Linked DNA regions of Homo sapiens: regions 2 and 3 are each linked to region 1. The links are chromatin loops, found by intact Hi-C in ENCODE. Cell type or tissue: Panc1. All regions are shown on one strand. Links, peaks and the distances in the headings refer to the core of each region. The heading gives the core; the rest is flanking DNA.

What was found. Hi-C counts contacts between places; a loop is a spot of excess contacts. Peaks named below come from ENCODE experiments on the same cell type or tissue, not always from the same donor. Only the 100,000 strongest peaks of a DNase experiment are listed, where the experiment ranks them.
Region 2: it touches region 1 in a loop (5-fold over the local background); 20 of 110 quality-filtered maps call a loop at or near these places.
Region 3: a loop joins it to region 1, with 3 times the contacts of the local background. A loop is called at or near these places in 30 of 110 quality-filtered maps.

What each region holds. Positions count from the first base shown.
Region 1 is chr6:71,379,461-71,388,189 of GRCh38, forward strand. No RefSeq gene overlaps it. Among named protein-coding and RNA genes, the nearest start is that of MIR30C2, 6.8 kb to the left of the region's middle. In Panc1, for the core only: CTCF peaks have their summits at 4,622 (motif pointing right) and 4,833; a DNase peak (open chromatin) is centred at 4,610; H3K27ac peaks cover 4,010 bases.
Region 2 is chr6:71,439,829-71,448,557 of GRCh38, forward strand. All of the region lies in intron 4 of LINC01626 (long intergenic non-protein coding RNA 1626), which reads left to right. Among named protein-coding and RNA genes, the nearest start is that of LINC01626, 23 kb to the left of the region's middle. In Panc1, for the core only: CTCF peaks have their summits at 4,582 and 4,781; a DNase peak (open chromatin) is centred at 4,609; H3K27ac peaks cover 940 bases.
Region 3 is chr6:72,081,557-72,090,285 of GRCh38, forward strand. All of the region lies in intron 2 of RIMS1 (regulating synaptic membrane exocytosis 1), which reads left to right. Among named protein-coding and RNA genes, the nearest start is that of RIMS1, 200 kb to the left of the region's middle. In Panc1, for the core only: CTCF peaks have their summits at 3,597 (motif pointing left) and 3,799; a DNase peak (open chromatin) is centred at 3,592; H3K27me3 peaks cover 1,193 bases.

The DNA of each region.
Region 1 (8,729 bases), core at 227-8,226:
AGAGAAAGCAATCTCTCCTTAAATGATGGCATTAACTCCTGGAAAGTTAACCTTTTATGAAGGCAGCCTTATTTTAAAATTTTATTTTCATGATGGATTTCAAGTGAAGAAAAACCAGGATACACAGTAAATGCAGAGAAGAAATCTATGTAAACAGTTTAAAAATAGACAAGAATGAAAGAAAATGGTCATAAAATGTGGGTATCAATACTGAATAATTATGTAAGAGCTTAAAATGTTCTACATGGAAAGAACCACACCTTATTAAATAGTCACTAAAATAATTTTAGCTACATGAAATGATTTTAACTTCTTAAAGTCAAGTCTGAAAAGTTCCTTTTGTAACGTGAAAGCCACTCTCTTTTGCTTCAGTAGGGCTTCTGATGTAATAGGCATTTTAGTCACATAAAACTAATCTCCAATAAACTAGCCTTTGGTCATTTTTAGTTCTGAATGAAAATACATTTATTTCAAATGTAGATTATATTTGATCAAATCTGTCACATTCTGTATCAAAAAACCTTATCCATTGATTTAAAAATATTCTGCAGTATTACACATCAACTTTCAGGATACACAGTGGCTTTTCCCAACTCCCAATGTTCATTTTTTAAATTAAAATGTAGCAACTTTACAGTATGTAAAGTTTTTAATTTAAAAACTTACATTTTTAAAATTAAAATGTAGCAGCTTTACAGCCATGAATGATTCACTGGAGAAAAAACACTGTTCCCAGATTTAAAGCTTAATGTATCTTGTATACAAGGATGTTCTACAGCTCATGCCCTGCCCAGTAATGGGCTTTACTCCTTTTTTTTTTTTGTTCGAGATGGAATCTCGCTCTGTCGCCCAGGCTGGAGTGCAGTGGGGCAATCTCGGCTCACTGCAAGCTCCGCCTCCCGGGTTCACGCCATTCTCCTGCCTCAGCCTCCCGAGTAGCTGGGACTACAGACGCCTGCCAACACGCCCGACTAATTTTTTGTATTTTTAGTAGAGACAGGGTTTCACCGTGTTAGCCAGGATGGTCTTGATCTCCTGACCTTGTGATCCACCCTCCTCGGCCTCCCAAAGTGCTGGGATTACAGGTGTGAGCCACTGCACCCTGCCAAGGCTTTACTAATTCTTAAAGTCAGGCTCCAGGTCTCCTACATTGGTGGATTTTAGAGATGGAAGGAAAATTCCCTGGTGAGGATGCTTCTTTGCATCATATTCTTTGGGCATATCTCCACAAGCGACTTTGCCACCTGCTCCCTTCCCTTGCCTAGTCTAACATTTGCCATTTCATCTTCCATTCAGCTTTCACCTTGCCTAGTATATGGGATGGATATTTAATGGAAAATTATCATTCCCTAGTTGAAAGCAAGATCCAAATCTCCCATATGTGACAAACACATCCTTAAGGAATACATGGAAATTTCCAAGGAAAAACTATGAGAAAATCATAATGAAAATGTAACAGTACACACCCTATTTTAAGCCTCCTTCACTTACAGTAACTTATAAAGGTTCTTATACTAGTTTGCTTTTATTTACCCTGGATCCTAAAGGAAAATTACAGCATAGAATAACTCACTACAGTTAAAATATATGGAAAATCAACAGTAATGTGACTTTACAGTAGATAAAAGAACACAATATGTTCATAAAATTTATGGAGATTTAGCCAACTCAAAGATTCCATGGTTTTATGAAAATACCCTTTGCTCTGAGAAAGTCCACTTCCTCTTTAATTAACCTTCTCATGTTCATCCCAAGGGAAAAGCTCTCTCCACTCTGACCTCAAAGTGTGGTACTTTGAATCTGTGCTTGATGAGATTCTGTCTCAAATTATTACTGTAGCTTAAATTAACCTGTTTAAATTTAAAATGTAGTAAATTCTATAGTGGAGGGAATAGCTGGAATTCCATGTCCTCTTTCTATTGAATGGTGTGGGCAGAATCAAAGTTAGGAGACCAGTCAGTCTGATATAACCTATTCAATCATGGTTTCCTTAAAAATTCTTTGGGCTCTTGATTCCTGTATTTTTTTTTTTCTTTTTCACACTTACTGTTTCATTACATTGGTGTGGTCAGAAGAAAAAAAGACAACCTTGTTCTGATGAATTTATATATATATATATGGAAAATATATATGAAATATATATGAAAATAGATATGAATTTCATATATATATGAAATAGATATGAATTTCATATATATATGAAATAGATATGAATTTCATATATATATGAAATAGATATGAATTTCATATATTTATGAAATAGATATGAATTTCATATATATATGAAATAGATATGAATTTCATATATATATGAAATAGATATGAATTTCATATATTTATGAAATAGATATGAATTTCATATATATATGAAATAGATATGAATTTCATATATATATGAAATAGATATGAAAATATATATGACATTCATATATATGAAAATATATATGACATTCATATATATGAAAATATATATGACATTCATATATATGAAAATATATATGACATTCATATATATGAAAATATATATGACATTCATATATATGAAAATATATATGACATTCATATATATGAAAATATATATGACATTCATATATATGAAAATATATATGACATTCATATATATGAAAATATATATGACATTCATATATATGAAAATATATATGACATTCATATATATGAAAATATATATGACATTCATATATATGAAAATATATATGACATTCATATATATGAAAATATATATGACATTCATATATATGAAAATATATATGACATTCATATATATGAAAATATATGACATTCATATATATGAAAATATATGACATTCATATATATGAAAATATATGAATATATATTCAAAATATATATGTGAATATATATATTTTTCAGCTGCCTATCAATATTAGTTTCCTTTTAAGTGTGCAAATTTCCAAAAAAATTAACATTATGGGAACTTTTTTAACAATATGAGTTTACAGTTGGATTTCCAATGAAAGTGATTTAAAAAAAAAAAACCAAGATTTTCTTATAGACAATTTTTGGAGTCCTTTCCCCAGTATATTCTATGAGCAAGGTTATAAGCTAAAGAACATTCTGATATTTTGGGCTATAATAAATAATTGTGGGTCTTATGTTTAAAAGTTAGCTAATTTTAGTTTACAGTGATGGTGATGGGATCTGTGACACTGTGACAAAACAGAAGATATTCTAGCCAGTGTCGCTGAATTGAAATATTCATTTAAAAACTTAATCTGCAATGCTAATAATTGCTTTTTAATTTAATCTGGAAAACGGTAGTCCTGCCAATATTTTAATTAAATCTAGAATATTTACTACAGGCATATTGGAATGTCTTTGGAAATAACTGTTACTGCTATAGAATACCAAATTATTATAATAATACTTAGTGGTATGAGTTCAGATTTTGATGAGGCATTATTGTTCCAATGAAGAGGTTTTACCAGTATAAAAGTTACTTTGACCAAATACTATTATGTATCAAACACACAGGTAAGCGACCACCCATCTCTGTATTTAACACAGTATATGTGCACGCGTGTGTGACAGGGAGGGATATCTGGAAACGATAGTGTGAGTCACCACTGGAGAAAAGAGGAGGGGATGGGACTAGAACTTGGGTATCAAAGATGATTTCAACCTTATTGGCAATATTTTAAAAGGAGAATGTACTCATGTAACATGTATACAAATTTGAAAATTACATCTGGTCATTTAAATTTAAATTCTTTCTTGAGCCAAATTAGAGATAGGGTTCACTTGAAATTCTAGCTTCCCTAGACAGTTGATTAACTTTGTGACCTTGAGTACTCTTAGAACCCTCTCTGAGCCTCAGCTTTTATAAAATGATAAAACACTATGGTATCTTACAGGGTATAAAGGTACATTCTCAGTAAGTATACATTCTCAGACGTACTTTATACCACCGGTCCCCAGCCTTTTTGGCAGCAGGGACCAGTTTCATGGAAAACAATTTTTTCATGGATGCGGGGGCTTAGTGGGGGTATGGTTTCAGGATGAAACTATTCCACCTCAGATCATCAAGCATTAGTTACATTCTCTTAAGGAGCGGGCAACCTAGATCCCTCACATGTGCAGTTCACAATAGGGTTGGCACTCCTATGAGAATGTAATGCCACCACTGATCTGACAGGAGGCGGAGCTCAGGCTGTGATGCTCATTTCCTACCACTCACCTCCTGCTGGGCAGTCCAGTTCCTAACAGGCCCTGGACCAGTCCAGTTCCGTGGCCCAGGGGCTGGGGACCCCTGCTTTATCCCGTACTGTTGGTATGAATCTTTCCAATTTTACCATGTAACAATGTCTTTCTTCTTCCAGCCTAACTTCATTTTTTTTTCCCTGTATTTAGTGCACAGATCTTTTTTTCAAGCCAAAGGTGGAAATGTAAGGGACATTGGCTGCTTTCTCCATCAGGGCTTCTGGCCCATGTCTCTCTGTTATAGAAAGTGATGTGCAACCAGGATGGGAGAGGCCTCTTGTCATCCTAGTTGATAAAATGATTCCTTACAAAAAATGGTCTAGAAAAAAAAAAGAGTAACAAATTTAAAAAGAATTTTTTTAAAACCTCAAACCGTACCACCAGGTGTCACTATAACCCAAAGCACTGCTGGTAATTTTTCCATTCAATTGTAAAGAAATGCAAAAACTCCACATTTTAAGTAAATGAGTACTGTCTTACAAGGCTTTCCCTGTCAGTAACTTACGTTGCCATACAGTTACTAAACTGAATATTCTAAACAGATGAGAAAAGGCACAAGCCTTATTTTTTTTAAAAAATTGTAAATAGTGATTAATGAATGCTAAATGATTTACAATGCAGTAAGATATTTATGGGTCAGGAATTTCGTATTTTCAGTTTGGCCTTTTGGTGGGAAAACCTGAAGGTCCATATGATTATGGTGATCTGTCATTTAACTGAAACAGATTCGTCCAGGGAACAAGTGAGTCCAGCTGACTGCCTGACATTTTTCTTGTTCTATACTCTATACTCGGTTCACCTCTTAAAGATATAAAAAATAACAATTGAAAATTCTAACTAGTAAAATTATAATAATAGATTACAAAATTCATTTTAGAGATAATTTATTTTAATAACTACCCAGATATTTTAACATCCTTTTCATACTGTTCTTAGTTTCTTAAAGACAAACTTGTAGCACTGCATTTTGTGTTTTAAAAAATATAGATGTAATGTATATGGCAACTATAGCACCAAAGGATAGACGGGAGGTAAGCAGAACTTTAGTGTTGCAAGATTTATATATGTAAAACCAAGGTTAATTCGCAAATAGTTTTCATTGTGATAAATTAAATACACATATTATAGTCCCTATAGTAATCATTATAAGAAGAATGCAAAGAAATGTAGCTTTAAAAAGACAACAGAATTAAAATGGTAAAATAAACATTTAACGTAAAAGAAATCAGGAAAAGAAGGACTGAGGAACAAGCAATATATGAGAAAAATAGAAAACAAACAGTAAAGTGGCAGAACTAAATTCAGCTAGATCACTAATTACAGTAAATGTAAGTGGACTAAACACTCTAATGAAAAGTCCTGTTGGGGCCAAGCTGTATATAAAAGCTAGACACAACTATATGCTATCCATAAGAGGTACACCATTCAACCTCAATGGCTTAAGCTTTAATCTATCTGGCTATTTTCCATTATGATAGTTTGCTTCTCATTAAAAGTGGAGTCTCCTACAATTATCCATTGTCGACTTGTGAAACAGCAACTGTCTCTATCTTGGTCATTGTGTTGCCTTATAGGTTTACAAGGTCATAATGGGCAAAAATCATGTTTACCACATTATACTACCAACTGCACACTCCTCCATGTGGGTAAGGATTATATGTACTTGGTGATGATAACATGCTTTTATCACTTAGATTTGCTTCAGAAAACACAGCTGGTACAACATGTTTACAGCTGTAATTCCATCAGTTACTGTTAAAACTGAATATTATAAATTCTCCAAATAGTTAGAAAAAGAAAATGTACTAATTAAAATGTAAAAATAGTTCTTCCATTGAATTACCTGAATAAACCACATGCTAAAACAGTTCTGGATTAATGATTAATCAGGCTTTCATAATATTAATAGCTAACATTTTTCAGTGCTTTCCATGTTCCAAGCACTGTGCAAAGTGCTAATTATCCTAACACTGCAAATAACTCCACACAGAAGAGGAAGCTGACACTTAAACTTGCTCAAACTCACCCAAGAGTTAGATCTAAACTCAGATTTACTTTTTCCAGCATCTATGTAAACATGCACAACATAGAGAAAGTATAAATGAAAGGAAGTACATTTTGGTTCTAAAAGCTTGATATTAACATTGATTGATATTTTAAAAGTAGGCAAGGCTCAGATGTATCTGACTATTCCACAGCCTCTTATGACTTCATGGGGAATTATATAGGATTTCAAGTTAATTCTCTGGGGATCATGCAATGTCTTTATCAATCCTTGTCTATCAACATTTGAATATGCAAAAATGAAATCAAGAATCTCTGCTTCCCTTCCAGGGCTATGTGATATATCTCTGAAGAAGAAATTCAAATAAAATATAGAGGTAACTACTTTTTTGTAATTAAAAATTCAAGCCGATGAATTTTTTGTTAGCATTTTGCAACTACTACATTAGCAACATTTAATATATAATATAGACAGTGTAGGCACGGCTGCAGTAAATGGAATTTTATTAGCTTCACTGCTTTTGATTTGGTGACATTGCTTAAGGTAATTTATCATAAGGAAATAAAGTGATAGAAACCAAAATGCTATATGGAAGTATTAGTCATCAAAATGAAAACAATTTTAACAGTAATTTGATACAACGTGGTATGTGGATATAATACAGTCATTTAAGTGATTAATATGATGTCTATGTATAGTATACGTTTTTTTAAAAAGCACAAACTACTACTTTCAGCATACCCACATGATTACATTTGCACAAAAATGGACAGGTACTGGGAGGTAACAGGTAAAAACCAAAATACTTGGCTTTGAATAGTAAGATTGTGAATCATTTTTGTGGGCGAATTTTTATTATGGTTTTCCCAATGTTTCAACAATTTTTACGACAAAGGAGAGGAAAGCACCTAGTCTCACAATGATGAGACTTAGATAATTGATGTAATGCTCTTTTTAAGTAGATCAAACCAAAGATGTTGGCTTGCCACACAATAACTGACTTTGCTTTTAAAACAGGAGCAAAAATGTAAAAGTTTCTCAGGTAGCTGATTATATTCAGGGAAACCTGAATAAGAGACTCTTTATATTCTAATACAACTTCTGACAATGATTTCTTTTCAGCAGCACTGAGGGTGGTTCCCTTATGCAGTTTTTTTTTTTTTTGGCTATTGTATACTAACATGATAGAATGTTTTGATGAAAAACAGGACCCAGTAGAATTAAGCAAAGAAGAAAAATGTACTGAAATTTTTACAAATCAGTATTAAAATATTTTGGTAGTTTGTTTCAATACTTAATCTTTAAGTCTTTCTAATTGTGTTTATCCACACAGATCAGATTTATCACAGATCTTTATTTTTTCCATTATATTAGATTTTGCTTCTGTTGAATAAAATAAACTTATGATGAAAAGTCTTATAAAAAAACATGTCTTTTGTTACCTTTGCAAAATCAAGACTCCGAATCCAGTCTAATCTGTCTCCTCCCAAGCAAAAAATCTTGGGGAAAAAGCTGAAATGCTATTACCTGAAAATTTATGTAAGATTGTACATTTACTTTCCAACCAGTCTGAAGGCTGAGGAGTTTGCAAGGAAAGCAAGAAAAAGTTAAAATGTCTAAACAAAAGCCTGACTGGCTCCAAATCTAGTTGCTTAATCACCAGGGCCCAAGTGGGCAGTAAGAGACATCTGTGGGGTTGAAAGCAGCAGAACTTACAAACTTCAAACATGTGTTTCCCAATCATCTCTTCTGTCTCCCCAGAGGGATAAAAATAAAGCAACATTAGTTAAATCTTGAGGAGTGAGTAGTCACCTTAGAATTAGGTCAAAAAAATGAAAGGTAAAATCAAATTAGCCATTTCTTTATCTTATTCATTGAATATTCAGAGTTTGAGGAGAGAAACTGGAGTGCCTGATTGATATGCAACTTTCAGTTAACTACAGGCTTCATTTATACTTGATATTCTGGCCTGATTCATTCTGATAAGTTGACACATTCCAATAGGGTTGCTTGTGATAAAGGTTAACGCATTGCCCTTTATGCTTATTATGCTTTCTCTACAAAGACATATTCAATAAATATTTATATTAATTTATCTTTTTGTTTTGAGACAGTTTATAGGGTCATATGAATGGAGTCAGGAGATCTATGTTTGAAGCTTGGCTCCACTTACTACTTGTGTGACCTTGAGTAGGCTATGAATTTTAGTATACTCAACTTTAAAACAGATGGTGGTGATAATAGCAACTCTGTCATTAAGATAAACCTCAAGTTTCTTATTTGACAAAATTTAATAGGTTCTTCTTTGTGTAAAAGAATTTAAGGGCTATGTACCAGCACTGTTCTAGGCTATAGAGACTCAGCAGTGAGTCCCTGATATCCTGGCATTCATGGAGTCAAATACAATTAATTAAGATATTATATAATTTCACAGGTGGTGACAACTGCTGCAAGGGGAAGTGCAGTAAGCCAAATGATCCATTTGAAG
Region 2 (8,729 bases), core at 452-8,451, 61 kb after region 1:
AAAATCCAGCATCGCTTTATGATTAAAACTCTCAGCAAAATCAGCATACAAGGGACATACATCAATGTAATAAAAGCCATCTGTGACAAACTCACAGCCAACATTATACTGAATGGGGAAAAGTTGAAAGCATTCCCTCTGAGAACTGAAATGAGACAAGGATGTCCACGCTTATCACTTCTTTTCAACATAGTACTAGAAGTTCTAGCCAAAGCAATTAGACAAGAGAAAGAAATAAAGGACATCCAAATTGCTAAAGAGGAAGTCAGACTGTCACTGTTTGCTGATGATATGATTGTTTACCTTGAAAACCCTAAAGACTCCTTCAGAAAGCTCCTAGAACTGATAAAAGAATTCAGCAAAGTTTCTGGATACAAGATTAAGGTACACAAATGAATAGCTCTCCTATACACCAACAGCAACCAAGCAGAGAATCAAATCAAGAACTCAACCCCTTTTACAATAGCTGCAAAAAAATATATAATACTTACGAATATACCTAACCAAGGAGGTGAAAGACCTCTACAAGGAAAACTATAAAACACTGCTGAAAGAAAACATAAATGACACAAATGGAAATGCATCCCATGCTCATGAATGGATAGAATCAATATTGTGAAAATGACCATACTGCTGTGTCCGGAGTTGGTTCCTTCCAGTGGATTTGTGGTCTCGCTGATGTCAAGAATGAAGCTGCAGACCTTCGCAGTGAGTGTTACAGCTCTTAAAGCTGGCACAGACCCAAAGGGTGAGCAGCAGCAAGATTTATTGCAGAGAGTGAAAGAACAAAGCTTTCACAGGTGGAAGGGGACCTGAGCAGGGTGCTGCTGTTGGCTGGGTTGGCCAGCTTTGATTCCCTTATTTGTCCCTGCCCATGTCCTGCTGATTGGTCCATTTTACAGAGTGTTGATTGGTCCATTTTACAGAGTGCTGATTGGTCCATTTTACAGAGTGCTGATTGGTCCGTTTTACAAACCTCTAGCTAGCCACAGAGTGCTGATTGGTGCATTTTACAATCCTCTTGTAAGACAGAAAAGTTCTCCAAGTCCCCACTCAGCCCAGGGAGTCCAGCTGGCTTCACCTCTCACTGCCAAAAGCAATCTACACATTTCATGGAATTCCCATCAAAATATCACCATCATTCTTCACAGAACTAGAAAAAACAATTTTAAAATTCATATGGAACCAAAAAAGAGCCTGCATAGCTGAAGAAAGACTAAACAAAAAGAACAAATCTGGAGGCATCACACTACCTGATTTCAAACTACACTATAAGGCCATAGTCACCCAAACTGCATGGTACTGGTATAAAAATAGGCACATAGACCATTGGAACAGAACAGAGAATCCAGAAATAAACTCAAATACTTACAGCCAGCTGATCTTTGACAAAGCAAACAAAAACATGAAGTGGGGAAAGGACACCCTATTCAACAAATGGTGCTGGGATAATTGGTAAGCCACATGTAGGAGAATGAAACTGGATCCTCATCTCTCACCTTATATAAAAATCAATTCAAGATGGATTAAGGATTTAAATCTAGGACCTGAAAGTCTACAATTTCTAGAAGATAACATCAGAAAAACCCTTCTAGACATTGGCTTAGGCAAGCATTTCATGACCAACAATCCAAAAGCAAATGCAACAAAAACAAAAATAAATAGCTGGGACTGAATTAAACTAAAGAGCTTTTGCACAGCAAAAGGAACAGTCAGCAGAGTAAACAGACAACCCACAGAGTGGGAGAAAATCTTCACAATCTATATATCTGATAAAGGATTAATATCCAGAATCTACAACAAACTCAAACAAATCACCAAGAAAAAAACAATATCATCAAAAAGTGGGCTAAGGACATGAATAGACAATTCTCAAAAGAAGATATTCAAATGGCCAAGAAACATATGAAAAAATGCTCAACATCACTAATGATCAGGGAAATGCAAATCAAAACCACAATGCAATAATAGCACCTTACTCCTGCAAGAATGGCCATAATAAAAAAATCAAAAAATAATAGATGTTGGCGTGGATGCGGTGAACAGGGAGTACTTCTACACTGCTGATAGGAATGTAAACTAGTACAACCATTATGTAAAACAGTGAGGAAATTCCTTAAAGAACTAAAAGTAGAACTACCCCATTTAATCCAGCAATCCCATTACTGTGTATCTACCCAGAGGAAAAGAAGTGATTATACAGAGAAGGTACTTGCACATTCATGTTTATAGCAGCACAATTCACGATTGCAAAACTGTGGAACCAACCCAAATGCCCATCAATCCGTGAGTGAATAAACTGTGGTTATAAATATATGATGGAATACTAACTCATCCATAAAAAGGAATGAATTAATGGCATTCACAGCAACCTGATTGAGATTGGAGAGTATATTATATATATATATTTTTTTATTATTTATTATTTATTTTTTTTTTTGAGATGGAGTCTTGCTCTGTCACCCAGGCTGGAGTGAAGTGGTGCAATCTCAGCTCACTACAACCTCCACCTCCCTGGTTCAAGCAATTCTCCTGCCTCAGCCTCCCGAGCAGCTGGGATTACAGCTGTATGCCAACAGGCCTGCCTAATTTTTTTTGTATTTTTAGCAGAGATGGGGTTTCACCATGTTGGCCAGGCTGGTCTCAAACTCCTGACCTCAGGCAATCCACTTGCCTTGGCCTCCCAAAGTGCTGGGATTATAGGTGTGCACCACCGTGACCGGTCTGGTGAGTGTTATTCCAAGTGAAGTAACTCAGGAATGGAAAACCAAACACTATATGTTCTCACTCATAAGTGGGAGCTAAGCTATAAGGATGCAAAAGTATAAGAAGGACACAATGGAGTTTGGAGACTCAGGGGGAAAGTGTGGGAAGGGAGTGAGGGATAAAAGACTACACATTGGGTACAGTGTATACTGCTAGTGTGATGGGCCCGCCACAATTTCACAAGTCACCACTCAAGAACTTACGTAATGAAATACCACCTATTCCCCCAATAACCTATGGAAATAAAAAATTTTAAAAAATTAACTTTATTTTTTAACAGAACATAACTCAAGGTAGTTGTATTTTATTTCTTTCCCATTGATTTCTGCCCTTAATATAATGAACATTTTTTATCTTACTTCTCGGGTCCTTTAATGGTGTTATTTATGTACACTTTCTTTTTCCATCTGGGACATTTTTCATCATCGCATCTATTCAAATTGCTTATGTTTCTTTTTCTTGAGATTATCTGTAACTCTTAGGTTGAGCTTTGGTTCTTCATCTTCCGTGACTACCATCTTCTTTCTGAGGATATTTCCATCTTTTTCATTTTACTCTGCTTTCTGGGGAAACTACTCAGGCATGTCCTTAAAATTCCCGATTTGATTTTCCACAGTGCAAATTCTGGGACATATTGCTTTTCTTATGAATTTAATTCAACTATTGAATATTTTAACTGTTCAAAAATGCGCTCATTTATCTACTACTTTATTGATGAACACTGGGGTTGTTATGAGACTTTTTGCTATTACAAATTGCTATAAACACACATGTATAACTCCTGGTGCACTTAAACAAGAGTATCTCTAGGGGTTCTTGTCTGAGTGGAATTTCTGAGTTTTACAAGTACATTTTTAATGTACTAGTACGTCTTTTTTTAAATCACTCATGTCTCTTTTACTCTTACCTCACTTTCATTTCTTTTATTCTCTTTATAAATTTCTGCCCCTATTTCATAGAGAAAATACTTTCTTGCATGCTATAAACGATGATGAACATCATCTGAAGTAGTTAAAGCAACTTTAACAGGTGTGTTTTTAATATAGGAGTTGAGAATTGTGTTCCTTTTCCCTTTTCTTTCAGTTGTACTATTTTCAGTTCATTGTGGGTTTTGATTCTTCTGTTTCTATTCACATTCATATAACCATATTTTTAATGCAAATGTTATATGTCAGTACATCTCAGCACCATGATTTTTCCACTGGGAGTACTGATAGGCTAATATGCCAGCTCTTAGCCCAATTAACGCCGTATGTTCTAATTGACAGTTCTACTGCTTATGATGAAGTTTTCTTCCTAATCCTCAAATCCTGACTTTCTGTCCAGCTGGGAAGTTGTAGTACATGAAAAAGTAAAATTCCTAGCATTTTCCTCTTTCTGCCCAATTGTTCGATATTCCTGGAGGTTTCTCTCAAATCCTGGCACAGGTTTGGCTGACAGTCTTAGTTTCCTTTCCTTGTATTTTCATCTTTTTCTTTAACTTTAAACAAATTTAGGTGAGAAGTTGGGAAAAGCTTCACAGACACTGCTATTTGGGTTTTTCCTTAAAACCAGACCCTTCGTATATTTTAAAAGGATCCTTTCAAGCCAGAGAGACTTGCTTGTTGCCCTGATATCGTTAATTCTGGAGGGCACTTTGGAATTTTGTATCCATATTACTCAATTATACAATCAATGAGGAAAATGAATAATTCAAAGATTTGATCATCACTCACATACTGGTGTTTTTTTTTTTTTTTTTTCCAGCTTGGTGCTTCCTGCTGACCTACTTCCTTACAAAATAACACAACAATCAGCTGGTCATGCAGATCTTATTGAAACTAAGAAAGAGTGCCATCTGTCGTTGTGTATGATATGTTCTTCAGTATCAATCTTAGATTGCGTTGTGGTACTCAAAGCATTTCGCAGTTTCATTTTATTTTAATATTTTTTAATATCTTAGCTTCACTGTAAAGAAAACTTAAACCATTTCGATCTTAAAGATGATCAACATGAGACAAAAAGCAATGGCATTGTGTTATAATCAAACAGAAAGCCACTCCAAAAATCAACACTGTAATCCAAGTCCCATGATTTCTAGGCTGATGCTTTTCCCTTTTTCTTAGCACCTGAGCACTATTCCCTTTTATAACCAGTATTTATAACCATTTGTGAAGTGCATCTCTGACCAGTGCAGCTCCCTCTGAGATGTCTGCTCTCTCTGCAAAGCATACCTTTGCAAGTGTTCCTTGAGGAGTAGTCAGGGGAAAGAGTTACATGTTCAGCCAAGGGTGACACTCTCATATTTATTGTTTTAAGAATAATCAATATTATTGATTACATATTTTTATTTGATAAGTGAGCAAGTATTTTAATGATCTTTTAGATATCTTTTTTATGATTAGAGAAGTATTACTTGTTTTCATGCAGTGTAGGCTAGCTTGTCCAGAAAAATAGAAAGAGAGTTTAATGGAGACCTGTCATCTTCGAGAAAAAATATGCAAAAATATTTGACTCTCTATTACATTTCTAAAAGTTTTAGTTTTTTTTGAGTAATTTATACTTGGGAGAGATACATGTATCTTTAGTATCTTTAGTAGTTTGTGGCACGTAGATAGACTTTATTAACAAAAGGTATTTATTCCTTCCTATTGAGAAATAGAGATCTAGACAAATATGGGGATAACTTTAGCAAACTTATCCTTGGTAGAAGAAACAGTTCTCAGTTCATATGAGATAAATTAGCGGACACTTTCTCAAAAGAATGAATACAATAATACTAAGAGAAACAACAAACAACTAACTTTTTTTTTTTTTTTTTTTTTTGAGACGGAGTCTTGCTCTGTCACCCAGGCTGGAGTGCAGTGGTGTGATCTGGGCTGACTGCTACCTCCGCCTCTTGGGTTCATGCAATTCTCCTGCCTCAGCCTCCTGAGTAGTTGGGATTACAGGCATGCGCCACCATGCCCAGCTAATTTTTGTATCTTTAGTAAAGATGGGGGTTTCACCATGTTGGCCAAGATGGTCTCGATCTCTTTACCTCGTGATCCGCCCGCCTTAGCCTCCCAAAGTGCTGGGATTACAGACGTGAGCCCCTGCGCCTGGCCACAACTCACATTTTTTGTGTGCTTGCTACATGTCAGGTTTTTTTCTACATAAATTGTAACTTATTTAATCCTCAGTACCCCAAATGAGGTAGCGAAAATTATCTTCATTTTACAGATGAGAAAAATGATGATAAGAAACCTTCCCAAGATCTCACAGCAAGTGTCTTGTGGAGCCAGAAATCACACACAGGCAGTCTAACATCAGGGCCTACACAATACCCATCATGCCATCCTCCCTGCAAACAGTGAGCCAAGAGATTTTTCAATCCTGTTTTGTAAACAAGCTGTTAACTTTAGCCAACTTATCCTTGGTAGATGAAACAGTGCTTATTTCATATGAGAGAAATTAACAGACACTTTCTCAAAAGAAAAAAAAATACAATGAAAAGGAATAGTGCTAAAGAGGACATGCTAATGAAGATTAACCGAAAGGATGTGTCTCTTTGACACATCTTTCCACATTCTTCCATTTGTTTGACTCCATTGGGATTTGCCCAGTCCCCAGTGTAACTTTTGCTTCTTTGGCTTACTCAGCAGCCTTCAAAATGGGAAACATGAAAAGAAGCACAAGTGTCCGGGCAGCCAGCTGGCAGAGGGAAATTCCAGTCATATTGTGCATCCCCTTGTGAACTTTTTGTTTCAGTTGTTCTTTGGCACACACAAGTCAAAATCTCAGCTGGCTATCTGCTTCTTGGGGGATGACAACTACACAATATTTGAAATGTCTAAACACAGCTAACCAGATCTGGTCTTTATCTGATCAAGCTCTAGTGTTTGAAAAAATTATATGCCAACGTGTGGGTCATAGGTTGTTGAGAACTAGTTACAAGAGAATAGGAAAGAACAATCTCTTTATTCTGTGGCTTTGGGTTGCCAGTAGATTAAAGGCTGAGAAACAAGCCCCAAACATAGCTCTATTGTATCATAACCATACTCAGAACTGCTCTGTGGCTCTGCAGGGCCTAGAGCATAAAGCCGAGGCATGTCACTTGGCATTTGAGTGTTCGTGGTCTGCTGATAGGCTCCATCTAGTATCATCCCTTGCACATGCTGGGCTGGTATTCAGAGGCTACTAACTGCTGCAGCTCTGCTGTTGGCTGCACACACATGCAGTCTCATTCAATGCTTATGCTTTGATAGATGTTAAAAGTTTTTAATCTCACTCCTTCTTCGCATATGCTTCATATACCATACTTTTTAAGTGAAATCTTACTCATTTCTTCACTTAGACATTATGCCTTTTAAGATCATTTGTTCTTGTTCATTCCATTTTACATCTATCACAATGCTTAGTGCTTTCTGAGCCATAGTAAGTACTAAACAAATTTGCGATATGAATGAAAGCATCATAAATGCTTCTTTCTTTCTTTCTCTGTCTCCCTCCCTCTTTCTTTCTTTCTTTCTTTCTTTCTTTCTTTCTTTCTTTCTTTCTTTCTTTCTTTCTTTCTTCTTTCTTTCTTTCTTTTTTTGTTCAGACAGAATCTTGCTATGTTGTCCAGGCTGGTCGACTCCTAGGATCAAGCTTCCCCCTCAGCTTCCTGTGTAGCTGAGACTACAGGTACACAACACCACACTGGCTCTGCTTCTTATCTTTCCCTAAGAAGGGAAAACAACTGTGGGTATCTGTCTGGGGAGAAGGGGCAGGGAGGGCAAGGATGGGAATGTTAGCTTGAGAAGGAAGCATGTGTATGTCCTCCCCCAGTCCTACTGGCACAGAAATTTTCCAAACCTGTGGAAGTGCAAGGGAAGCCATGAAATCGTTCTGTTCCTTCGTGGGTAGGAAGAAGAGAGATCCTCCTCCAAAACTCAGATAGTTTATGTGGAAGGGGAAAAAATAAGGCCAGCGTACAGGATCCAAGGAAAGAAAAATATGGGGATCTCACCATTGAGAAACATGCAGGAGTTTCACAGTCCAGGAGGATAACATGGGCACTAGAGCTCTAACTCCCATGACAAGCAAACACCTTGTCTGCCCAAGGGTGGTGAAATGAAGATAGCTGGTATTTATTAAATATTTACTAGTACCATCTGAAAATAATATTAAAAGTCAACCTCAGGCTTTAATGCCAGGCTGCTTGGATTCAAATTCTGGTTCTGCTACTCACCGGGTGTGCTATCAACCTCATGAGATAGTCAAGAGGATTATAAAATAAATACAAATTTATAGAATGTTGAGAAGACAGGCTAGTATGTAGCAAATAACATATAGGCATGTATTAAATTGAAAATGTGAAGACATTATTTCCCAAGAAACCCTGTTTTATGTAGTAGTTTTGTGTAGTTCATCATAATTTTATAGCAGCTTCAAAACTGATGGTAATAAAAGCTGACCATCTGTATACCCTATGACTCAGCAACTCCTCTTTTAGGTATATACCCAACAGAAATGTGTATGTACAAACACCAAATGCAGGTACTAGAATATTCACAGCAGTACTCACATAATAGCCCCAAACTGGGAACTACTCAAATGCCCCTAACAATAAAATGAGAGAACAAATTGTTGTATATTCACACCACAGCATACCCTACAGCAATGAAAACAAAAGATCTACTTCTACTTGTGACAATATGGATGAATCTCACAAACATGTGGAGTGTAAAAAAAAAGCTAGACACACAAAATAATATATACTGTATGATTCCATTTACGTAAAGTACAAAAATAAGCAAAACTAATCTCTGCTGTTAGGAATCAGGATAATTATTATCCTTGTGTGCAGGGAGGCTATTGGGGTGCTGGTAACCTTTTGCTTTTTGATCTGAGTGTTGGTTACACAGGAGCACTCATTTTATGAAAATTCATTGAGCTATGATATGTTTATGTGTACTTTGGGTATGAATGTTCCACTTCAATTAAAATTTTTACAAAGTGAT
Region 3 (8,729 bases), core at 283-8,282, 700 kb after region 1:
TATCTAAATATACCATACCATAAAATGGTAAGTTTTAAAAATAGACTTGATTATTACCAAGCAGTGGCTGGTGAGGGTAGAAGAGGTTGTCTGGAGTTGATTAAACAGTGGTAGGGGTTCTGGGTTACATGGGACAGATATAGAATACATCTGCATTTGTATAAATTAAAAATCCTTCTGATAGTCTCTGGAATTTTATATTCTACATTAGCAGTAATATTTGAATTATTGGTTTTATGATCTCTCTTTCGTGGATATAAAAGAACTTAAGTTATTTACAACACCTGTTATGTTATTTAGATGATAGTTAGGTTTTATATGCATATTAACAATGTATTTTAATTAAATGATGAAAACAGATGTCATCATTAGCAAATGTAATGGGAAGAAAATTACATCTTGTCACTTGCCTTGAAATGCACTCCAGAATGCATTAGAAAATACTGTACCTAATGATGGCTGACTAATTCAGTATACTGTGCAAGTAAAATTCAGGAAGCTTGTATTCTTCTGCTTTTAAAACTGAAAAAGAGGAAGCCTTTTTGGAATAAATTTTTTATTACTCAGCTATTCAACTTAAGCTTTACAAATAGAATATTTGATGGCACTGCTTTTAAGAATCTGGATTCAATCTATGTATTTTATTTCATAGTTCTAGATCCTATTTATGTATTTCAATCCATTGAATAATGTTACACTTCACAGGACCATAATAGATGTTTTATCTGATTTTTGTTCACTGTTTCCTCTATACATTATAAAATAGCTAATATTTTACTGAGTACTTACTATTGTCTCACACCTCCCTAAGTGCTTTGCATATACATATTAGCCATTTTAATCCTCACAACAACCCCACAGTAGGTAGGCATTATTATCCTCCTTTTACAGAGGAAGAGGTGGAGTCTTTGCATGTTAAATAACTTGCCAGATCAGAAGCTAATAAGAGGAAGAGCCCAAGAAAGTTTTGAACCCAGGAAATTTGGCGCTAGAACCACTGGGCTCTGCTCTTTTCTCAAGTATTGGCACACATGGAGATTAAATCTAAAACTAAGAAATATGCTTGTGCACTCACTTCTTGGGGTCAAGAAGCAAGTAATATACTTTCCTTCTACACTCAGAGTAGGAGCGGCATATCTTCATTATACCCTCACTAGGGATAAGTGGGTGTTCAGAACCTCTGAACAGACAAGACAGGAATGTCACAAGTGGCCACATAGAGACCCTGGTAACCAGAATGGGTGAGCACAAACTTTACCAACAGAAGAGTTTGTCCAGGGAGATGAAGCCATTAGATGTTGTGGAAATTAGGGGACATTGCACTTCTCATTTATTCCCTTGTGGCTCTGTGATTTCTGAGAAACAAAGCAGGTTGAAGAGCTTTATAGGACCATTGATGTTTTAAAGGAATTATTCTGATCAAATATTAAAAATGTAAGGTAATGATACTTTGTCAAAGTAATGTTGAAAGCTCCCCTCCCTTAGGTAACACATGCCTGAACATAGTTTTTCACCTAAAAGAAGAAAAGGCAACAAAATTTGGTTAACTCACTAATAAGAAGGATACATTTGATGTATGTAAATTTATCAGATATTAAACATGAAAAGGAAAACAAGTCTTTCACGTTAAAATTTTTCTGTATATCATTCATTCACCAAGTATTTCAGAGCATTGGAAATATTTGTGATTCAGCCAATTTACATTTATCAGTGCAGTGATAATACTAATGATAATACTCTTTTTATAAATATCAGATTTTTAGAATCTCCTTTCTTTTTTTTTGTTTGTTGTGAATCAGCAATGACCATAAAAATGCCGAAAAAATTTTCAGACAAAATTACACGTGTTCCACCAGTGGTTGTATCTTCTGGAGTTTCCACAAAACAAATTTTGCTTGTGGGCTCATTTTTCACTCTGACTTCCATCTCACAAGATGACCTATTTGCCCCTCGCTAGTGGTCTATTGATAGATCATCCAAGCCACTCATACTGATCCCCATCTGCCAGGAAATCCTGCCAGTCATCACTGCCTCCCAAAGTTATCAGCTAAGTGTACTCAGAAACTTAAAAGCGAAGTACTCTGTTTCCCTCATGTATTATCTATGTCTACGTATAATAATAATAGCTAATATTTATTGAGCTTTTACCATAGGCTACACACGGTGCTAAGCACTTTACATTGATTATCTCAATTAACCCTCCCAATAATCTTACAAAGTTGCTATTATTATCACCAGTTCATAAATGAGGAGACTGAGGAACAGAGTTTAAATAACTTCCTCATGGTCATGAAGCTGAGAAATAGAACTAGATTTGATCCTGACCAGGCCAGACTCACACTTATGCCTGAACTATTATATTTAATTCCTTCCAAAAAGTGTCCAGTTGTATAATGTAGTTGGGTTGGTTTTTTTCCCTCTTTATAGTAACATAACAAAGCAATTTGGTGAAGATAGTCAACAACAGAGCAAAGGCAATGTTTACAGTGTGTTGTGCATTCCAGAAGATGCAAGCATGAATTGGTTACTTAACACTTTGGCTTGCTCATATGTGTAGACACCACTGTCTTCTAAATTGCCAACACATGGAGTTTGCTCTTTATGCATTAGTTAGGTTGGCATGATCACGTGACACATTCTGGAAAAGTTTGCATGGAGTATGATTAGACCTATTTAATATCAGTTGATTACATATCTGTTATATAGATGATCCCAATATTACCTATTAAGATTATTTTCTTAAAACTTACTTCATTCCTTTTAAAAATTACATTCCTAATTCATATCCTACTTTATGATTTCTCATAATTTTACTTGATTTTCTTCTCTTGAATTGTACTGTGAATGAGATAACTTGTTTGTCAAAATATTAAAATTACCCTTTCTTGAACGAGGTTTTCAGTTTCAGACCTCTGATATATCTCCAATATTAGAAAGCAGTAATATTGTTCCATAATCTAGAAACAGTATTTCTAGGACCCAACACATGAGCCTTCTACACATGTAGCACCTCACAGCATTCAGGAACACAGTGAAGGTATTTATTGGGAGATGGAGTGCAGCAGAAAACAAATCTATGCTAGTGGGCCTCCATGTCCTCAGATGTCTTCATTTAATGCTTACTCGGGAGTGGCCTCCTATGGTAAATTGAAAATGGAATTAAAAATAAATGCTTGACTGAAGCAATAGACTATAAAACACTAATAGCTAATCATCGGTTATGCTCTTATTTTTTGTAAGTGTCATCTCTCAGTGCTTTCAGAACACTGTGGGATGCTGATTGGATGAACTTCATTTTTAACAATGCTAAATGGGGGACCATAAAAACTACCAACAATAGAAAAATATACAAAAACCCTTAATATATAATTTTTTAAAAGGGTATGTAGAATGATAGTCATCTGCAAAAGAGCAGAAATTGCAACATTTTATAAATTTTTCTTTTGTTCTTTTTCAGCCACCTCTGAAAACACATTTTCCTAATAAGTCAAATCTCCTGCTGATTGTACTAATTTTTTTTTAACACATAAGATGTTGTAAAGAAAAGTAATTTAAATAACTGTGACAGAATTGAATGCAAAAATAAAATGCTTTAGTGCCATCTGCTGGACATTTGCAATAAGAAAAAAGTATACTCATTTTAAACTAAAGACCAAATACGTTTTTAGATACAAACTGATAATTTGTAGAACTGTAGTAATTTTCAAAAATTACTCAATAACATCTGGGGTAAATTTCTGAATTACTGAGATATTTAGAATATTGCCTCTGAAGCAACCTATGTTTAAGCCTGTGTACAAAACACTGTGATGCTTTTTAAAACTCACATATACAAATGTGCACATTTCTGTGATTCACAAAATTGTAAGTTTTAAACAGTGATGGATATCAGGTTAAATATGTGTATATAACATAATATTAAATTATTCAGCATATTTTCAGAGGGGTAGTGCCCCAGATTTTGCATTTATGCTTAAAGTTTCATTGGGATGATTATTTTTATGAAATGAGATGACAGATCTGTGAAAAAATTGCCTTCATTTTCAAGTTTATTCTTAATGTTTGCAGTCTCTGCCACATGGTGGTCTCTGGATAATTTGCACCAGAACTACTAAAAAAGCTCCTTCCTGGAATTTATCCCAAACCTACTGAATCAGAAGCTCTGTAGGTTTGTCCAAAAATTTGCATTTTAACAAGCCCCTTAGATAATTCTAATGCATATTAAGTTTGAGGATACCAAGGAAACACCTCTTACAAAGCAATAACTTTCCGTTCCTTTAGCCATAATTAAAATTAGCATTCTGAAAATAGAATGGTGTAGTGGAAAGTTTGAAACAGAGGACCTAATTATCACCAACCATTTTACCAGCCTTATGTAAGGCACATAAAGCGTGTCCCTAAATTTTCCCATTTATAAAATGAGGAAATTGTACCCACTAATCTTTGGAGTTTCTCCTGTGTCTATATTTTCCCAAATGTTTTCATTTTACACTGGATTTTGGAATCCTTCCTTCATCTTGTCTCACTCTAAGAAAAGTGCTTAAGCGAATGCCATAGTGATGAACCCCAAGTCCTGGCAAAGAAGAAAACCTTGGTTTTAAGCTTGTACAACTAGATTTCTTAAATTTCAGAAGTGATTCACAAAAAGCGTTGAAGGAGACGACAAAGGCAAATGGTAGAATAATTCATATTTCTTCCAAAGGAGAGCCTGTATGCTCATATCTAGAATAGCATATTATATTCCTACAGCTGGTGTTAGGTGAAAAATTCACCTAAGTAAATTTAGATTAGTAAAGTATTGATAATTTTTAATGACACTTGGTAAGAGTTCAAGCTATGAAAGGAAGTTCAAGGCTGAAGGAAAAATACACTGCTGTAAAAGCGATTTCATCTGAGTTACATACGTTTGCAATTGCAATTGCTTCTTTTTGCAGGATACTATGCATATGCCTGACACCTGTAAACAACTTGTATTTATAATATCAGGTAATAAAATAATAGAAACTCAAGACCTTCTTATGCTACTTTCTTTGTACTCCCAGAGCCTTAAGGAGTGTGGGTTGTGCAACAGACCTCAGTAGATGTTTGTTGAATTGATGTTTGGAAGATTCTACTGTGTTTGACAAACAGCTGGAAAGTTTAATTTGATTGTAGTGTAAGATGTATGAGAAAACGTATGTGAGAGATGCTAATAGATAAGTAAGTGGGGACCTTGTACCACAGGATGAGAAATTGAACTACCTCAGAGATGATATTTAATCAGTAGATTGACATGATTGGTTCAGTTTATTAGGAAGATCATTCAGGCGGTATGAAAGATGCACTAGAATGATGGAAACCATCGGCAGGAAGCCTAGTTAGAAAGCTAATGAAATAATACAAGCTAAGAATAATGAGGGCCTTCATTCACAGGTGATAGATTTGTGCTGTGCATTAAATCACTACAGAAAGAAGGAGGTTGTTTGTTCGTTTGATTGTATATGTACCTTGTATCTCAGTCCAAGTTTTACGTTGATTTGCTGTCCCTGCAGCTTCTTAACCAGATAAAATGAGCGAGACAGACACAAGTACATATATCCACAAAGCTTGCAGAAAAAAGATATTAAAAATAAAAAATTACAAACTTTATTTCTCAACATAGGATCCATGAAGTTCAAGATGCTTTTATAACCCATGATACCAGCCATTTAGTTTATCCCTAAAGAACTGAGAGTCCTGGGGATTTTACCATGCCAATGCAGTATTTTTTATAACTTTAACTGAAGAAAAATTAGTGCCCTTCACAGACATTTTAAGATTAGGAAACAAAAGGAAGTTAGAAGAATTCAATTTAGGACTGTAAGGTAGATGCCTAATGATTGCCTATCAAAACTCTGGCAGAATTGCCCTTGTTTGATGAGAGGAATGAGCAAGAACATTGTCATGGTGGAGAAGGACTCTCAGATGGCATTTCCCTGGGACTTTTTCTACTAAAGGTTGACTAACTTTATCAAAACACTCTCATAATAAGCAGATGTCATCATTCCTTGGCCCCCCAGAAAGTGAGCAAGCAAAATGGCTTGAGCATCCCAAGAAACTGTTGCCATGACATTTGCTTTTGACTGGTCTGCTTTTACTTTGACTGGACCACTTCCACCTCTTGAAGGCCATTCTTTTGATTGTGCTTTGTTTTCAGGATCATACTCATAAAGCCATATTTCATCTACTATTAACAAATCTTCAAATAAATACTTTAGCATATTTATCCCACTATAAAATTTCCATTGAAAACTCTGCTCTTCTCTGCAGCTGATCTGGGTGCAATGGTTTTGGCACCCATCAAATGGAAACTTTGGTCAACTTTAATTTTCCAGTCAGAATTGTGTAAGCTGAACCAATTGAGATGTCTATCGTGCTGGCTACTATTTCTGCTGTTAATTATCAGTACCCTTCAATTAGGATATGAACAAAATGATTTTTTTCCTCACAAATTGATGTATGTGGTCTGCTACTACAGGCTTCATCTTCAACATCATCTCATTCCTTCTAAAAATGAGTCATCCACTTGTAAACTGCTGATTTATTTGGAATATTGTTCCATAAATTTTTCATAAAGTGTCAGTGATTTCACCATTCTTCTGCCCAAACTTCACTTGCATTAATTTTTATTTTATTTATTTACTTTATTTATTTATTTATTTATTTATTTATTTATTTATTTATTTATTTTGAGACCGAGTCTCACTCTTGTCACCCAGGCTGAAGTGCAATGGCCTGATCTCGGCTCACTGCAACCTTTGCCTCCCAGGTTCAAGCGATTCTCCTGCCTCAGCTTTCTGAGTAGCTAGGATTACAGGCGCCTGCCACCACACCCAGCTAATTTTTTGTAATTTTTAGTAGAGATGGGGTTTCACCATGTTGGCCCGGCTCCAGGCTGGTCTCGAACTCCTGACCTTAGGTGATCTACCTGCCTCAGCCTCCCAAAGTGCTGGGATTGCAGACGTGAGCCACTGTGCCCGGTCACTTGAAATTTCATGTTTGTTCTTGCTTCAGTTTTAGAGGAATTCATGTTGCTCTCATAGAAGCTCTTTTCAAACTTATGTTTTATCCTTCTTAGTGGCTCAAACTATTAGTAGGTACTTTTCAGACATGTTATAACAGTTATTACAAGTTCATTTTGGTGCAAGAAAGTTTTGAAAATGCATAGTTTTTTAGTAATACTAATTTTCTATGAACTTTTTGAAGACCCCTCATATAAGTAATTTGCTTGGGGAACTGAATCTATTTTTTAAATTTCCTGGTGGTGGCAAAATGCTTTCCATAGTAATGTATGCTTAGTGTATGATGAAGAAAAAGAAAGGGAGGGAGAGGAGAGAAGAGAAGAGAGGGAAGGAGAGGTGAGGAGGGGAAGGAAAGGAGGGGAAGAGAGGGAGGGGAGAGAGATAAAATGGAAAATGAATGGGAAAGGGAGATCTTAGACTTAGACTCAGATATTGTTCACCCCTGGTACAGTGGAAGGAATTAAGCAATTTGACATAGATTAGAGGATTGTAGCTGAAGTGGAAGACTGACCCTCACAATATACATTTCAAAATCATTTTAGGAAGTCTTACGAAAAAGCTAGAAATCTGAAAACTGCATTTCATAGACTCTCCTGCAGCTAGAATTCCTGATGTAATTTAGGTTCCATCAGTCAAATGGGCTTGCATGAGATTTGAATTGAAACTGATTTAGATGCAGAGCCACGACAACACACTGGGCATCATTTTCCCGGGATCTCCTGCTGTGGCTCTTGTGGTGGCTTCTAGATCAGAATACCTTAGCTGAGGTGGTAGGACACTAACACTAGCCATTTGGACAGTAGGTTTCTGATTTCTGCGGCTTCCTGATTGAGGAATTTGGTATTTTTGTTTTGTTTTGTTTTTTGTATTAGACAGGGTCTCACCCTGTCAACCAGGCTGGAGTGCAGTGGCATGATCATGGCTCACTGTAGCCTTGACCTCCGAGGCTTAAACAATCCTACCATGTCAGCCTCCTGAGTAGCTGGGTCTACAGACATGCACCACCATGCCTGGCTAATATATTTTTATCTAGAACTAGAAATACCATTTGACCCAGCCATCCCATTACTGGGTATATACCCAAATGACTATAAATCATGCTGCTATAAAGACACATGCACACGTATGTTTATTGCGGCATTATTCACAATAGCAAAGACTTGGAACCAACCCAAATGTCCAACAATGATAGACTGGATTAAGAAAATGTGGCACATATACACCATGGAATACTATGCAGCCATAAAAAAATGATGAGTTCATGTCTTTTGTAGGGACATGGATGAAATTGGAAATCATCATTCTCAGTAAACTATCGCAAGAACAAAAAACCAAACACCGCATATTCTCACTCATAGGTGGGAATTGAACAATGAGATCACATGGACACAGGAAGGAGAATATCACACTCTGGGGACTGTGGTGGGGTGGGGGGAGGGGGGAGGGATAGCATTGGCAGATATACCTAATGCTAGATGACGAGTTAGTGGGTGCAGCGCACCAGCATGGCACACGTATACATATGTAACTAACCTGCACATTGTGCACATGTACCCTAAAACTTAAAGTATAATAAAAAAAAATTTTTTTTATAGAGATTGGGTCTAGCTTTGTTGCCCAGGCATTTCTCAAATTCCTAGGCTCAAGTGATTCACCCACCTTGGCCTCTCAAAGTGCTGAAATTACAGG